2 separate regions of the Homo sapiens genome follow, and region 1 is linked to region 2. A link is a contact called in ENCODE Hi-C or POLR2A ChIA-PET data. All regions are on one chromosome and are shown on one strand. Each heading gives the region's core, a stretch centred on a gene start or an enhancer-like site at or near the end of the contact. The rest is flanking DNA. Distances are from core to core; before and after follow the strand shown. Region 1 has its middle 5.6 kb from the start of RPS6KA3. Region 2 has its middle 170 kb from the start of RPS6KA3.

Evidence for each region. Hi-C counts contacts between places; a loop is a spot of excess contacts on that map. ChIA-PET counts read pairs that join two places held with the same protein, here RNA polymerase II (POLR2A). Pooled maps may share reads with other maps.
Region 1: a map of heart left ventricle shows a loop between it and region 2 (6-fold over the local background). The contact joins two enhancer-like sites. A Hi-C loop is called at or near these places in 17 of 168 maps with a recorded cell type or tissue (CD14-positive monocyte, GM11168, IMR-90 and 11 more), 20 of 37 single-sample maps with no recorded cell type and 29 of 50 pooled maps. POLR2A ChIA-PET finds 5 or more read pairs at or near these places in 10 of 52 experiments (A549, CD4-positive, alpha-beta T cell, CD4-positive, alpha-beta memory T cell and 7 more).

Annotation. Positions count from the first base shown.
Region 1 is chrX:20,269,173-20,275,884 of GRCh38, reverse strand. No RefSeq gene overlaps it. Among named protein-coding and RNA genes, the nearest start is that of RPS6KA3, 5.6 kb to the right of the region's middle. Within about 2 kb of position 5,369, at least 3 of the 41 ENCODE cell types and tissues checked have a DNase peak (open chromatin) inside an H3K27ac peak, as active enhancers do.
Region 2 is chrX:20,434,796-20,440,781 of GRCh38, reverse strand. No RefSeq gene overlaps it. Among named protein-coding and RNA genes, the nearest start is that of RPS6KA3, 170 kb to the right of the region's middle. Within about 2 kb of position 2,906, at least 2 of the 41 ENCODE cell types and tissues checked have a DNase peak (open chromatin) inside an H3K27ac peak, as active enhancers do.

The DNA of each region.
Region 1 (6,712 bases), core at 4,120-6,619, 170 kb after region 2:
TTTTTTTTTTTTTTGCTTTCCATTTGCTTGGTAAATCTTCCTCCATCCCTTTATTTTGAGCCTATGTGTGTCTTTGCACGTGAGATGGGTCTCCTGAATGCAGCACACCAGTGGGTCTTGACTCTATCTAATTTGCCAGTCTGTGCCTTTTAATTGGGGCATTCGGCCCATTTACATTTAAGGTTAATATTGTTATGTGTGAATTTGATCCTGACATTATGATGCTAGCTGGTTATTTTGCCCATTACTTGATGCAGTTTCTTCATAGTGTCGATGGTCTCAAAGTGGTGCTTTTCTAAGTCCAGCATTCCTTCTACATTTATAAGCCAGAATTCTTCTGTAAAGACCATTCTTTCATCAACTAATGCTATACGGTTCACCTGAAATACAGTTTGTATAAGAAAAAGCATGATAAATTCTTAATTTTTTTTATATTGCCATTAATGGCTGGCAAAAAAGAAAGAAAGGTAGGCATCTTGCATCTAGGCAAAGGTGCCAGGATTTTATCCTGAGCTATGGAAAGCCACTGTGGGTTTTAAGCACATAGGATGAACAAGATAACATTTTCATTTTAGGATGCACCCTTTATCCCTTGTGTAGAGAATGGGTGAAAGTCAGGAAGGCTCTGAAGGGAGCTGTCATAATTCAGGCCAAAGATGGGGAGGGCCCAAACTGGGGTGGGGGTAGTGGAGCGAGAGAGAGTTTGACAGAATCCAGATTAGAAAGGAGAATCCAAAAATCTAGTAAAATAATGTGGGAGGTGCGAGAAGAAGGGGAGATGGAGGAGGGTAGGATGACATAATGAACCCTATATTTCTGATATGGTCAATTAAATAAATGGTGATGCCACAAAACTCCTTGAGAAATACAGGAAGAGAAGTATAGAGGAGTTAGCTCCTAAATGAAAAACGAAGTCTGCCCAAACATGGACTTCCCAGACAGAAGGAAAGATTTAAGAAGCTACAGTATAATTTTTTTCACTTCAGTCTAATAAATAATAGTGAGTACATATTAGGGGGAAATTACTCATATATAGAGTTGTCTGGATTCTGGAGATCTATAAAGAAGAATCAGGGATTATTTTGTTAGCATTAAATGTTTAACCTGAAGAAATTAAATTCTAGGCTCTATTCCTAATCCATTTGTAAACACATTCCAAATTCCTCTCTGTTGTTATTTTTTTCCCTATTGCTTACAGAGATATGCCTACTATTTTAGGAAATCCTTAATAGTGGATGTAGTGTTTTCAGAAGTGAAAAATGCTTTGCAAGTGTATAAGCAAAAATCTTCCCAGTCGTTGTATTAGTTTCCAAGGGCTGCCATAACAAAGTACCATAAACTGGGTGGCTGAAAACAACAGAAATTTATTGTCTCAGAGTTCTAGAGGCTAGAAGTCTAAAATCAAGATGTTGTCAGGGCCATGTTCTCTCAGAGACTCTGTGTGGAATCCTTCCTTGCCTCTTCCTAGCTCCTTGCCACTTCCTAGCTTCTGGTGGTTTGTCAGCAATCTGTGGCATTCATTGGCTTGTAGATGCATCATTCCAATCTTCTGTCATTACCTGGCATTCTCCCTGTGTCTCTGTCTTCACATGGCTATCTTCTTATAAGGAGACCAGTCCTAATGGATTAGGGGCCCACCCTACTCAAGTATGACCTCATTTTAACTAATTACATCTGCAACACTCCTATTTCCAAATAAGGTCACATTCTGAAGTACTGAGGATTAGACCTTCAACGTATCTTTTTTGGGAGAATCATAATTCAACCCATAACAGTGGTCTAAAGACCCATGGTAAACTATGAAAACAAAAATTTTCATTTGAAAATTATCTATTTTAACACCCTTTCAAAAGCTTTATATTGCTCTTTGGAGAAGCTGAAACTTATTTTCTTTTTTTTTCAAAATGAAATTTCATAGAATCTTACAGTGTCCACCAAGGCAAAATAAAATAAAGACTAACAGAGCAATACAGCATATGAATATATTTAATAAACATAGTCGTTTAAATACTTATTTAATTGTATTTTGTGGTACATTTTCCTAAGCATTTTCCTGAAATCTTTGGGAGAACTCATTATAGTAAGAAATACTCATTCTTTATCAGAATGAAACACTAACCTTTGCTAACAGTACCTATTGTTTAAATAAAATGAGATAACATATGTAAATCATTTAACAGTTTGCAAGTACTCAACAGCTGTTAGCTACTTTTTTTTGTTTGTTTTTTGTTTTGTTTTGTTTTGTTTTTTGTTTTTGAGACAGAGTCTCATTCTGTTGCCCACGCTGGAGTGCAGTGGCACAATCTCAGCTCACTGCAACATTCACCTCCTGGGTTCAACTGATTCTCCTGCCTCAGCCTCCCGAGTAGCTGGGACTACAGGCGCATGCCACCACACCCGGCTAATTTTTGTATTTTTAGTAGAGACAGGGTTTCTCCATGTTGGCCAGGCTGGTCTCGAACTCCTGACCGCAGGTGATCCTCCCGCCTCGGCCTCCCTAACTGCTAGAATTACAGGAGTGAGCCACTGCACCCAGCCCTGTTAGCTGCTATTAATATATATTTAGTACTCTTAGCATTGCAATGATGATTAAATTACATGTGAAACACTTACATCAATGCCTGACCCACAGTAAGTACTCAGTAAGTGTCTAGCTATTATTATCATCATCACCATCATTATAAAAAGTGTTCAAAACTTTTGGTAAAGTGTCCAAAACTGCCAATACTACTTCGAATTGGCTTATTCTTGCTTAAACGTGAACTCACTATTTGCATACAGTCTTATTAGTCTTAAAATTTTTAATAAAGCCATTTAATCTATAGAATTCATCTCTTATTTTCTAGGCAATTGTAAGTTATTTCAATTCAGTTTTCTTATTTAAAAAAGGAATTCCTTAATGTTTAACCCCTTCCCAGGTTTTTATTCTTATTTTATTAGTTACCAAGAACATGACTTGAAAATAAGCTACTGAAATATAATTGATCTGTTGCTTAATGAAAATGTACTTTACTTACAAATATGGCATTATTAATCCATGAGCAGTTTTTCCAGCAATGGACCTGATTTGATAGTGCCTCACTCACACAATTTTTGTGATTAAAGCTGCAGAGTTTCCAAACATGGAGATTTGGGATTCAGCTGGTGGTCAAAGAATAGAGTTCCATTTAATTCCATAGTGTTCTGCAAAGACACTTCCAGTTGAGGTCTGGCTACGGGCTGGTCTTAAATACAAGTCACTAAAAAAGAATTTTTTAAAAAAAGTATCTTTTCCAGTTGCAGACTCAAATTTGCATTCAAAAGCACAAATATAAAGTTTTAAAAAACATAACCACAATAACAGCCATGTTTTAAAGCAAGAGTTCAATAAAGTTTGAAAATTTTTTTTCATGGCGATGAGTAGGAACTGGTGGTCCTTGGGTTTTTGCTTCAAAATGGTTTGTGGACTGAAAAAAAAAAAATGTGAGAACCACTGTTCTAACCAACCAAAGTAAATTGATAGTTACAAAATGGGAACGTTTATTCTCTGAAGGAATACTTTATACTGAGATTTTTGCTTAATGTCAAAGCAACTGTTTTCAACATCAGTTTGAAATGAAATTTTAATGTATTATCTCCCTCATGAATTAGTGTTTATAAACAAGAAAATTTAGAGGGTCTTTTCAGTTCTAGCAAAATGAAAACTAAAGTAAAACAGTAGCTTATTAAAGCTTCCAGAATGGCTTCTCAGTTCCTTGTCAAGTATCAAAGCCCCATAATTCTTTCCCTTCAAATGACTCTTGGAAGAAAATGACACCTCTAAGGATTAAACATTTCGGAAACCAATAAAAGAAGAAGACATTAAAGCATGTCTGACACAGGCCTCTCCTTCATAGTTCCCTCTTCCTCTCATTCTCCCTACATAAGTATGAGTCAGGTAATGTTCACTTTGAATCATATATTTGTTAGTTTATTTTGAGCATTACATAAACTAGATTTTGATCATAGCCTATGAGGCAATTGACCTGTAATCATTTGCATTTCAACATATGTAGCTCAAAAAACAGAAGAGTAAGTTGCTCTACATTCTTTTATTTGCATTTCACAGGTTACTTACAGTATCATTTTTTGTGATACAAGAGTGCCCTAAAGAAATAGATCACACTACAATAAAATGCTCACACAGCAAATGGAACGAGGTAACTTTCAAGAGTGAGATATTTGAATTACATTATGTATGCAGGAGTACTCCCTTTCTGCAGCTGATAACAATACCTCCATTTATTGAATGTTTCCTATGTGGCAGGCACCATGCTTAATGCTTTACAGACATTACCTCCATTTAATCTTCCCACCAATCATACAAGGCAAGTATTATTATTCCTATTTTCAGATGAGAAAAACAAAGTTTATTCTGCAAATATTTGTTGAACAGCAACTACATGCCGGTCTAAGCAAAGCTGAAGCTAAGATAAAGAATCCTGAAGTTTGGACACAGGCCTGTCTCTGCTCTTATCATGACCCCATCCTGCCTAACTGGAAAGAATGTTAAACATTTCATGTATTTGTATTATAGATTGTCTTCACCTTTATAGATTTTACTGTCTTTCATCATATGCAACTCTAAAATCTTTGAACTTTGTATCTGGAAGGGAACCTAGAACCTTACATTTTCCAAAATTTGAATTTTCTCAAATAAAATGTTCAAATTGATGTAGAAATGCCTGTTCTTTAAGATCTGTGTCAATCAGGAAAATAGCCTTAATAATTTTTATTGGAGACATTTCAAGGAAAAAACAAAATTCACACACATGAAACATATGTAACCATGTATTTTGTTAAACTATTGTCTTATATGAGATAAGATTTGAGCCTAAATCTTACCTTTCTTTCTCTCTGAAAAGAAAGTTAAATAGTCTCTGGCTATTACCTTTCCTTTTTTTGTGAAAAAATAAATAGGCTTTGGATAAATATGAATCGAAATAAATATGCTTTGGATAATATAATTTGGATAATCCAGATGAAAGGAAAAAACTTTTTCCTAGAGGTGATGATGATTACACTTTTGGGATTTTCTACAGTAGTGACAAATCTATATGTACAGAGCTGTGAACTTTGGATGTATATGAGGTAGAGATTGTGCCATGAGCCATAGTTAGTCATCTTGCAACTTTTCCAGACTGATGTAACTCTATTTTTTGAACAAATGTTATTTTGTTAAATAAATGCCCATTTAAACTTGTATACAAAGGTTATAATTATAGCAGGAAATTGTTGGGGGCAGAGGAGGTTAAATCTAGTTGTCCCGTCATACATTAGGAATGATTTCTTGGAAACCTCCTTCAGATTTTCTACTGAGGTTTGCTGTTTCGCTCTACTGTAGTTTCAAGTAAGAACTTTCCAATATTTTGGTTCTGACTGGGAGATTTGTTGGGGAGGGTGGGGATCAGTAGGTAACTGAATCAGCCCTTTCTGCTGATTCTGCACTAAGGAAGCCAAAAAGACATTGGAATCTGAAGATATCACTTAACATTATATGACTTGTAGGAATACATAAAAGTCTCGAAAGCCACATATGTAAGTATACATTTATAGTAGCCACATTAAAAAGTTTTTAAAAGGTGAAATTAATTTTAATGAAATATTTTATTTAACCCAATATATCAAAAATATCATTTCAACATGTTGTGAATATAAAAAATTATTAATGAGATACTTTATATTCTTTTTTTTTTTTTTTTACTAAGTCTGAAATCTAGAAAGAACTTCACATTTACAGCACATCTCAACTTTGACCAGCCAACCTCATTTGAAGTGCTCAGTAGCCATGTGTGGCTACTAACCACCGTATTAACCCATGCAGGTCTGGCGATCTGAGGCAGCTATTCTTTGAACAGCTACACTTAGAGTTTTCCTTTGTTAAACAGAGGGGAAAAGTAATCCTGCTTAGGGCAATATCAGCTTCTATGTTCAAGTAACTCTTTTTGCTACCACCTTCAAGAAAAATCCTCCAGCCTCATTTGATTTTTCCAAATTCTCCTAACCAAAGAGAGTGGTTGCACTGCTCTTGGATTTAATAGAAGAAATAAAAGAGAAAAAGTTTATTGTTAACAACAAAAAATCATTTTCTTTGCTTTTGGGGCAAAAGGAAGAATAATGTTCTTCTAAATAAATTCAATCAATTCATAAATACTTATCAAATTGATCCTCTGTGCAAGACATCTGTGGTAGTGGTACTTTAACTGGTTTGTTTGTTTGTTTGTTTGTTTGTTTTTGAGACAGAATTTTGATCTTGTCGCCCAGGCTGGAGTGCAATGGCACGATCTCGGCTCACTGCAACCTCCGTCTCCCGGGTTCAAGCGATTCTCCTGCCTCAGTCTTCCGAGTAGCTGGCATTACGGGTGTGCACTCCCGGCTAATTTTGTATTTTTAGTAGAGACCGGGTTTCACCATGTCGGCCAGGCTAGTCTGGAACTCCTGAGCTCAGGTAATCCGCCCACCTGGGCCTCCCAAAGTGCTGGGATTACAGGGGTGAGCCACCGCACCCGGCCACTTTAACCCATTATTAACAGTTCATGTAATGCTTAATTCACTGAAACGTGACCACCGCTCACATTACTTTTACAGATCAGGTAACTCTGTTTTAAAAGTTATTCCTCTGGTTCTCAAGGTTAACAGAGATGAATAAAAGTTGATACTGAAAATGGCATACAATTTGCTTTATTTTAAAATA
Region 2 (5,986 bases), core at 1,657-4,156:
AATCTTTCATATTTTATCAAAATGTGAATGTCTTGAGCACATAAGTGGCAACTACAAAAGTTGAAAAACTTTGAATTCATGCCTGTTAAAAGTCATTTAAACATTTAAATTGAAGGATAAAATCAGAAAGCAAAGGCTTCTTAAGGAAGAGTTAGAACCAGAAAATCGAGATCTATCAGTCAATCTTTGGGGCCAACCTGAGCCACACACACCCAGGTTGCAGACCCCACGACTTCCTTCCCAGGTTTGCTAGAGTACTGTCTTAGATGGGGTGCTTCAAGAGCAGACCCTAGACTTGGATTTGCGTGCAAGTGATTTATCAAGGAAGAGCTCCCAGGAGAAACCAGTAAGAATAAGAAAACAGCAAGGCAGGGAAGAGGAGGAAGCCAAACAAGGGTATGATCTCAAGCATTTGGGGCTCACAACTCATCTGGATCCCAAGGAATGCTCTGAAGTGTGAATCCCACCCTGAGGCATGAGAACACCAGTCAGTCATTGGCTAATGGACCTGAGGTGGACGTACAAGGAGATAAACTCCCTATAACTTTAGGTTTTCTCCTAGTGCGTGAAAGTTGGCTCCAAGAGCCAAAGGACAGTTGTCTGAAAAAAAAAAAAAAAAAAACTGAAGGCAGTTGTGTACTGGTAAATGTTTAACAACTGGGTGGGAGCTGGGAGAAAAAGCCTTGATTTGTAGCCATTACCCATTTCCATGATGTAAAATACTCCCACCTTGGCCAATGTCAAACTACTGATTTGATGTCACTGAACATGGGGGTTTGGGAAGAAATGCACAGTAGCACCCCCCATTATATAGTATTTCTACCCTACAGATAAAATAGAAATAATCTCAAGATCATGGATAATAGTAGTATGTAGCAAAATAATTAGGAAGTGAAGAGTTTTTAGTATTTATTACCTTTCGTATAATATAATTTATTTTATTGTAAGTTTATACAGTCAATTCTCATTATTCATGGTACTTTTGTTCTACAAAGTTGCTGCAAACACTAAATCAGCAAATATCAAATCAACATTTCTAGAAGACATACAGAGTTGGGTTCCTGTGAACCTCTGGTCAAAGCATTTTCGTCAACCAACTATATTTTATATGTGTTTCTATTTAAGATGTCTTATTGCCGATTCATTAACACCAAAATCATGGCCCACAGCACTGCAGCTTATGCCTGAATGAAGCTCCTCTAACACGTATGTTTTCCCCATAAAGCACATCACAGCCTTCTTGTGCTTGGGAACATTAGACAGCACTTCAGCACTGTAATTGGAGGCCATTTTAAACAGTGAAATCACCCTCAAAAAGCAGAAAAATGTGAAAAACCTGGCACTAAATATACCACGAAAAGGACGCTTGTTTATAGTATGAAAGCTGAAACAAGAAGCCCTTGTTCAACCTCAGCTGGGAACGTGCACGTCGGGCAACTCAAATTTTTCGCAACTCTGCACACGCACATGTCCACAGATGACCACAAGTATTGATTTGGGGGTTACGAATAAATTTTAGTGAGTAAGTGAATTCACAAATATGGAATCCACAAATAATAGGAGTCAACTACCGTATAACTTAATTTTTAGTAATGGCCATGTTTAACAACCCACTGACAGAATTTCTAAAAATTTAACAGTCAGCTCTTGTAAGCCTGAATGAGCCAGCTCCAGCACAGCACTGACTGGACTAGACATTATCTTGACAACCATCTCCACTGGCCTGTAAACTCCTACTAGGCAGAAACCAGGTCTTGTTTATTTTGTTATTCCAGCACTTAGCACAATGCCTGGCTCATGGCAGGTAATCAGAAACTGTTAATGGAAAAATGGATGAATAAATGCATGCATGCATACAATTCCCCTCTTTTTATTATGACAAAATAATAAACTCACATTGAAAGAGCTTTTTTTTTTTTTTTTTTTTTTTTTTTGAGACAGAGTATCCCTCTTGTTGCCCAGGCTGGAGTGCAATGGCGCGGTCTTGGCTCACTGCAACCTCCACCTCCTGGGTTCAAGCGATTCTCCTGCCTCAACCTCCCAAGTAGCTGGGATTACAGGTGCCCACCACCACACCTGGCTAATTTTTTGTATTTTTAGTAGAGATGGGGTTTCACCATGTTGGCCAGGCTGGTCTCGAACTCCTGACCTCAGCTGATCCACCTGTCTCGGCCTCCCAAAGTGTTAGGATTACAGGCGTGAGCCACCGCACCCAGCCGAAAGAGCCTTTTTATGTTTGTGAACTACCTTCCCTTCCAAAGGTTGTTGGGGTCCCATCTAAAGGTTGTTTTTACAAAATTCTGTGACCAGCATATTTAGTTGTGCAGACAAGAAAATGGAGCACTGAGATTAGGTGACTTCCCAAAGCTGACAGAGTCAATTAGGAAGAGAGCTAGGACTCAAATAAAATCTTCATACTTTAAATCCAATGTGCCTGCATCACACTACGATTAGCTGTGATCCTCTAATTAATGAGAGCACCGACAGCCAACACACCCATGCTATGCATGTGCAAAGTACCCACATTTGCTTCAAAGGTTTCAACTGGTCACTAGTCTATCCAACGAACAAACAACAATGAAAATCACCTCCCAGAGTTACAACTCTTCAGTCACTCATGGCACACAATTTAGTGTTCTGGATTTTAAAGTCTTCAAATAACTGAAACACAAATTAACCACAATTGTTTCTGTAGCACCACTTTTTAATGAAATGTGTTTAAACTGTATTATGTGCAGAAGACTGCTAAGGTATAGCCTGCAACCTTTGCAAATTTCTAAACTCTCAAATAACAAATGTTTGTGCAAGCTCCTGGCTATCTCCTAAATCATATTTCCTTTAAGAGTAGCTTATTTCCTGTGCATGTCCACACACCACAAGTTATCTGCCTTTTCAACTTCTACCAGTGTTTTCTCTTTCACTTATGGCTGTGTCTAACAAAGAAACATTTTTAACTGCTTTGTACCTGACGTGAATAGAGAACACAGGAACCATGTTGAGGTTCAGAGGCTAAGTGGTCAGCTAAATTTAGTGGCTAAATGATACAGTTCTGTAACTCAGCCTCACAAAACATAAAATTCAAATCACCAAAAAAGAAAAAGAAAAATCTGGAACTGCAAATGGCCTTTTCAAACTGTACTGCCATATTCAGAAATTGACCTCTTCCTTGGAGATTCTAGATCATAAGAATAAGCAACAGGGCCTACAACAGTGCCTAGATCATAGTAGGTATTCAAAAAAAATAGCTCAGCAACTAACCAGAGTCTAGATTCTCCTCATAAATCTTCAGGAACAAGAAAAATTATACTACCGTTGAATGAAAGATCTTCCTTGGCTCTGGTAGTGACTAATGAGCCCCCATCAGCTCAGCTACATTCAAGAAGTTTGCCAATTATTTGCAAAGTAGCTAATCACAGTTGGCCCTCAACAGCCTTAGAATATAGTAGTGTACAGTTCACAGCTTTATTTCTTTGATACAGAAAGCTTGTATACTGTCAAGAAATGAGACTCAACTCTTCAATGAGATGGGATTACCCCCTTTCAAGAGTGTAATCTGAAGGAAGACTTGAGAAGGTTCCCTAAAACTCAACTAGGAAATGTCAAAAGCCTTCCCTTAGCCCAGCAATTTCACACCTGGGAATTTCATTTTAGGAATTAACAAAGGATTAATACATAAAAAGCTCCCATAAATATTTAGCAAAAATAAAAAGAGCATACTATTTAACTTCGCAAATGACAGAGGATATTTCAGAGTAAAAATATAAATAACCAATAATTACAGGAAAGAAGTGCAATGGTGAGATATATTTACTCATCAATCAACCTGGAAGAATTGAAAATATTAGTAATACTCACTGTTGTCAAGGGTGACATTTCTCACTGTTGAGAGAATGGATTGGAGGAGTATTATTTGGTATTCCAGATTTTGAGGATCAATTGTCTGTATCTATTGAAAGTGAAAATGCCCATGCTATCTGACCCAGCTATTACACCTCCAGGCATCTATCGCATAGAAGTATAGAAATATATGCACATGTACAAAAACATAGAGATGCAAAAATACTTCGATTGCCATTTTTTTAAAAAAATTACAATTAAAGGTCCATTCTCAGGGGAGTCATTACATAAATTATACCATATCAATTCAATAGAATAATATGAAGCCATTTAAAAGAAAGAAGTGCATGGCTATATTAATACAGAACAATCACCATGACATAGTAGTACATGGAAAAAGTAACTTGCAGAATAATTCAGTGTAGATCTTATTTAAGAAAAAAGGCTGTGTATGAGCATATGTACATGTACTTGAATATATATGTATAGAGAAAGGTATAAAGGGAGACAAGAAACTGCAGTTGTTGCTTCTGGGAAGGTGAGTAGATGGACAGACAAAGTGAAGAGGCACTTTTACATTTTACTATGTGTACTGCCACATCATCATAATTTTGCAAATGAAAAGGTATTTATGTATTGCTTAGATGATTTTTATAAAACAACAAAAATACATAATAAAAGAATTTTTTTGAACAAAGCCTTCATCTAGAAAGGACTTGCTATTGGAAGGCAGAAAAGCAAAAGGGAAGTTTTGAAAAATAAAAATGAAAAGACCAAGTGAGTGTGTGTAGCTGAAGGTTCAAAGGCCACTTGCTGACTCTACCCTAAAGTTAAAAATTGGCCACTAGAAATCTGAGGCCGGGAATCACAGGGGACTCTGTTGACTGCTTGAGCTGAACTAATCTGATCAGAACCTGGATAGAACATGAACAAAAATGTTTCTTTCCACTTCTGTCTCTGTGTAGCTTAAAAGTGTCCACCAATTCTTTGCCACTCCTCCCATCAAAAGCTGGAGTCTATTTTCCCTCCCCTTGAATCTGGGCATGCCCTGTGACTTGCTTTGACCCATAGAATATGACAGAAATGACAATGTGCTTGCTCTGAGCCAAGCCTTTGAGCGCCAAGCCTCAGAGAAACCTGGAAGCTTCCACTGTCTGATTATAAGAAGCCTAAATATCCTGAGACCACCATGGTAAGGCCCAGCTAGCCACATAAAGAAGTCACATGGCAAAGAACTGAGACCCGAGCATATGACCCCAAGTGAGCCATCTCAACCAATTCCCAACCATTCAAGCCACCGAAGCCAAGGACCCAGACATTGTGAAGCAGAGGCAAGCCACCCTCACCGTGCCTCTCCAGATACTTGACCTACAAAATCATGAGCAGCTAAAATAGTAGTTGCTTTAAACCACTAAGTTTTAGGGTAGTTTGTTCCACAGCAATAGGTAACCAAAACTCTCTGTGCTGTTCTCTTTCTCCCCATTCTTTCAACTATGAGAAGACATTACAGGGATTTGTAGTCTGACACAGTTGGATTTCATTACAAATCCTATAGTCACAGTACTGACCATGGAAACAAACTAACATTCTGACCCAAAAGATGCAACGTGCCAAACACTCAGACAACTATCTTCCTAGAAACTTCCAACTAAGTATTGTAAGATATCCAATAGTGCATGGGTGTTTTCGAGCTGGAAATAATCAGGTCATTCTTGAACTTGGAAAACCAAATTGCCAGCCTCTGACATCACAAAAGGATTTCTCTTCTCTGGAACCTGCTCTGCAGAAGTTCATCCAGAGGCTGGACCCTCCAAGGGATACACCCTGGCTCCGCCACCTGGTCCTTCTACATGCTGGTCCAGCCTCTGACTAGCATGGATGGGGAGCATCTGGGAATCATTGAGGGGCTAAGGGAAGTGGCAAGCAAGGAGGGTTATGGGTGTGGGTGGGAGCAAAGCCACAGCTGCAGTCTTCAGAGATCATCTGGGTGGGCCCTGAGACTGAGACCCCAACAGGATTTGAACCCAAAGAAATCTGGCTGTTTGACTTCTCAAAGAAGGAGGTAGTCAGTCCCTGTCAACACTGGCCTGAAGCTTCTCCAAATGATGTTTTCCTAGCACACCGAGGTAAAAGTTGCTTGGTTGCCCTA